Regions from separate parts of the Mus musculus genome. Here region 2 is linked to region 1. Evidence: chromatin loops called from intact Hi-C (ENCODE). Cell type or tissue: heart. All regions are shown on one strand.

Region 1 (2,500 bases):
ATAACCCAACAATATACCATAAGGACCCAGGTTGGAGTTGACTGATCCACTGTCTGCAGAGCAGAGCTATGGGTTAAGTTCCTCTCTTGGGAAAGATCATCGCTCAACTTCGTGGAGAGTTTGATATCCTTTATCTTTGTTGATTCTACATCTTTTAATATGCACTGAAAACCTGGATCTTTCTGCTTCCGGAAGTTCATGATGAACACCCCATCTTACCTATTGCTGCCACAAGCCCGCCCAACCAAACCAAACCAAACCAAACCAAACCAAACCAAACCAAACCAAGCCAAGCCAAGCCAAACCAAACCAAACCAAACCAAACCAAACCAAACCAAACCAAACCAAACCAAACCAAACCAAAAGAAACCAAACCAAACCACAACAAACCAAAACAATACAAAAACTCAGAAAAAGAGAAATCACCCCCAAACTAGCAAAAACCCAAAACTGAACAATAGGTAGAATCCAGCTCTTACAATTTAACACTGGAAGCAACCAATCTTAATTCCTCTGAAGAAATACTGTACCCCGCGGTTACTGTGACAAAACGAAGACAGTAGCAGCGTGTCCTTGCTTGGGTTTGGAATGGATATACAAAGACTTTAGAATCGAGGAACTAACAATAGAGGGAATGCTGCTGTGAAACCAGATGCAGGATGTCACTGGAGAAATGTGTCTTGTTTGAGGGTAAGAAGGCTTTGTCTACAATTAGGCTCCGTAAAGCAATGGGGGTAGGCAAGGACTCAGTATGGCCTAGAGCCCTCAAGGGTACTTAAGATAAACATGATTGAGACAAGACAAAGAAGATAGAGGAGAGGGCACAAAATATCGGAGAAGGGAAAGACTTAAATTTTCCCTTATTCAAAGTTATAACCGTTCCTTAATCCCTAGGTTATAGGGCTTCTTCACATTGACCCAGCAAACATCCCTTCACTTCCCTGTTGACAGAATATGTTCCCCATTATATCACTAGAGGTCGCTAGAGAACCACTGATCAGTGTCTGAAGCTGGCTAGATAACCCGTTTCAACCGTGCAGGAAATGCTTATTTTTCTAAACATGAACAGTCCCACAGTCACAGAAGAGTAAAGGCCAAAGTCTTAAGTTTCAAAGATTAAAACATGGCTATAGCTATCACAGCACGCAGTTACCTACACACTGTGAAACTGGCTTCGTAAGTTTTTAAAAAGATGTCCCTGGCTGAGTTGAGAGTAGAAATTTCGCTGTTGGCTGAAAAAATGGCTCAGTAGGTTAAGAGCTTGCTACAAAACCGAGAGGCCCCGAGTCCGGGTTCCCAGAACCCGTGTAGAGTTGGATATAGACGCTCCCATCTGTAACCCAGTACTCCTATGGCAACACGGGATATAGAGACTGAAGAATACTTGGAGAGTACCTGGCAACTTGGGGTGGGTGGGTGGTGGTGGGTCCAGCTACCTTGTCATCTATAGTGCTGAGTATCAAACAGACCGCATCATAAACAAGGTAGACGGTAAGGCTGACACTCAAGGTTGTCCTGAGATACACATATCATCTACACTTGAGCACATGCGTGCATATGAATACATATACCTGGAGGAACAGGGGTTGGGTGGGGAGAAAGAATTCCAATATTTTGTAGAATAATAACAACATTGCTATACTAAAACAAACAAACAAACAAACAACTTTTTATGTAATATTCATTTAGGCTCTCTCTCTCCTCTGTGTGTGTGTGTGTGTGTGTGTGATATGTATATGTGTGTGTGAACTGATGTTAACGTACACTATTAACCTAGGATGTTGGGCAAGCAATTGAACTACATTCCCAGCTCCTTTCCAAACATTTTATTTTGAGCCAGTTTTTTTTTTTTTTTTTTTTTTTTAATATGTTGTTCAGGCTGGCTTTGAACCACCTCTGTAGCTGGGGTAGGCCTTGCATTTGTAGTCCCCCTGCCTCAGCCTCCTGAATAGTAACACCAAGCACCACTTGGCATACATATCCATTTAAAAAAAAAGATTTATTTATTATTATAAATAAGTACACTGTAGCTGTCTTCAGACACACCAGAAGAGGGCATCAGATCTCATTATGGGTGATTGTGAGCCACCATGTGGTTTGCTGGGATTTGAACACAGGACCTTCGGAAGAGCAGTCAGTGCTCTTAACTGCTGAGCCATCTCTCCAGCCCATACATATCCATTTTTATCCTAGTATAAATGATGTCCTGGGGTTAGTGGGAGACAAGGAGGAGGCAGCACAGGGGCATGAGGCCAAGCGCATCTGCTCTGCAGCAATCTGGAGGTCTCACCTCTGTGTTCCTCATCACGCCCTTAGGAAGTGCTGTGGGTATTAGAGCCAGCTTTGAGGGGAACAAACAAACAAACAAAGAAACAAAGAAACAAAGAAACAAAAACCCAAGGGAGAAAAGAAACAAAACAAAAGCCCCACCTGCCCTCAGTATTGTCAAGCCCTCCCTTTCCAGACAATGACTTTGCTGGGACATTGGTACTGACACCTC
Region 2 (2,500 bases), 1.2 Mb after region 1:
ATGCCTGAACAAACGTCTCTTTCTCCTTTGAAACAAAGCTGCTCTTTTCTTCTTCGGTTGTGGGCTCAACTAATGATAACAGAAAAACCATAACCTCCTGTAAAATGTAAATAAATCAGGACCCAGACCAGAGAGCATGGATTAGGAGAGCCTGAGATCTACCTTGCAGGGACGGCATTTGCCTCACTCAAGGAGAACAGTTAAATGTGTCCCCTGCAGGCTACAAACTAATGACTATTGTGTACTAGAGCTACCCAGGAAGGAAAGATGTTTTGAGTTTTGTAATAAGAAGCTCCCATGGCCTTTGTTTTCTTCAGATAACGATTTGTTCTGTATTCTGGAACATACAGTTGACTCAAGTGATTACCTAGTGGCAAGCTAACTGCTATCAGTGTGTGTATGCATGTCCATGTGTGTGCTTGTGTGGATGTATGCTCCTGTGTGTGTGTGTGTGTGTGTGTGTGTGTGTGTGTGTGTGTGTGTTCTAGGTGGGTACACAGGCTCTTGATAAAGTATTTTTGTATATGCAACTTGCTTGTATTCTCTGGAGATAGTCTTCTTGGCCTTGGTGACATGGGCTATATTAGGGCTTTGTGGCTCTCAGAGTCCAATAGTGGTTTAATGGGTCCCAGGTGGAAAAAAAAAAAAGAGTTTACACAAGTCAGCTTGTAGTATAGGTGTGATATTTTCAGAATGTAACTTTGCAGATTCATACAGCATGCATTTGATTTTTGTGCACTGGGGCATAATTATTTATTGGTCCTACTCTAAAGATATTGAGTAGATCTACCAGACATGATTATACCGTGTCTGATGAACTGTCACTGTTGATGTAAATCATTAGATGCTATTCATAGAAACATGAAAAAACAAGCTTTTGTAGTGCTCGTCTTAGGTAGAAAAGTCAGATGAGAGCTGTAATAGTCAATAGCAGAATAGGATGGAACTAGAAAATATAGCCTATCTATTTGTAAAAAAATCACAAAACTAGGAGCACATGCCACAGTGGAGGTCATGCCACAGTGGAGGACATGCCACAGAGGAGGACATGCCACAGATGACACTTTAATTTTTATTCTGCAGGTGGAGTTAATAATTGTGATTCTATATCCTGTGCTGGCACTCAAAGTACTACCATATTGAGCAGTCTATGTCACCACCTGGTGGTCACATTATGCTTTGTATTTTTATATGAACAGCACTAGTGTCTGCAGGGGTGTTGTTTAGGTTCGTATAGCTTTGAAATGTATAATATTGTAAGCCCAATAGTTAAATGCAAAATGAGATGATTTGCAAGCACAGTAGGAAACTAACAGGTACCTTAAGCTTCATAAAATCCTGGCAGTTAAGGTTAAAATTAGCCCCGTTCTTTCTTGAACCTTCACTTTTACACACTGTAATAGAAGCCAACAGGTCACTTCCTTGACTTTTCTTCTTGGCAGGTGAACCAAGAAGATTTCTGTAGTTTAGTATACAAACTTTTCTTCTGTAAATTAAATTATCTGTGTTTGGAGCAAAAAGGAAGACGAAGAGCTGTGATTGAATTTTTTATGGAATATAAATAAAAATTAAAGTTGAAAATTTAATCAATTTCTCCCAAAATTATCCCTGAAAAGGTGTCAAGTTACTTTTATCAATAGGGTATGTATGATATTTAAATGTTTTTAGCACCATCAAAATAGTTCCAAAACATAGTATTCAATTAGCTACTCCAGGAAATCCAAAGTATTGTGAATTTTAAAGTATAAAACATGATGACATCTGAGCTGAAGAATTATAGCTAAATATCTGGTTGGATACAGAGACAATACAAAAGGGACCTGACAGTCACAGATTCAAGATTTACAATGCCAGTGATATGTGAGATACCCAGAAACACAATTGTTAGCTGTCCAGGAAGAGAGGCCAACATTTACAAAGTGTGCAATTGGTTTTCAAGGATGTCTGCATAATAGACATCTCAGACTTCCCACCTCACTGGGGAATATGTTTGACTGCTCTTCTGGCCATTGTGGTTCATCTCTAATAGATTTAAGCAGAATTAATCTGTTACACAAGTCTGTTCGAATAAAGACATCCTCACATCCATCAAATGCATGCCTACTCCCTGCAGAGTTCAGAATAGGAAGACAAAAGATGATATTTGATCTCCTTGTTTACCAAGTGGGTGCTGGGAACCAAACCTGGGTCAGCTCTAAGAGCAACAGGTAGTCTTAAGTACTGACCCATCTCTCTAGCCTCATATTGAACATTTAAAAATTCTATGAATTCCTTCACCTTGTGTCCTAAGAGTTCTGATATTCCGATTGAAATTCACCTATCTTAAAGATAATATATTAGACTACTTACTGCCACTTTAAAAATAAATGCTTTATTAACGCTTTGAGAATTTTATACAACATGTTTTGATCATATTCATGCCCACTCATTTCCTAAATTCACTTGAAATATTTTTATATATTTTCTGGTAAATTTACACATGGAGATAGTACTTGTAGAT

What was found. Peaks named below come from ENCODE experiments on the same cell type or tissue, not always from the same donor. Only the 100,000 strongest peaks of a DNase experiment are listed, where the experiment ranks them.
Region 2: a loop joins it to region 1, with 11 times the contacts of the local background. A loop is called at or near these places in 26 of 42 quality-filtered maps.

What each region holds. Positions count from the first base shown.
Region 1 is chr13:90,839,613-90,842,112 of GRCm38, reverse strand. No RefSeq gene overlaps it. Among named protein-coding and RNA genes, the nearest start is that of Atp6ap1l, 64 kb to the left of the region's middle. In heart, a CTCF peak has its summit at 977 (motif pointing right); no DNase peak of the experiment used is centred here; H3K27ac peaks cover 854 bases.
Region 2 is chr13:89,666,870-89,669,369 of GRCm38, reverse strand. All of the region lies in intron 12 of Vcan (versican), which reads left to right. Among named protein-coding and RNA genes, the nearest start is that of Gm4117, 66 kb to the left of the region's middle. In heart, a CTCF peak has its summit at 1,163 (motif pointing left); no DNase peak of the experiment used is centred here.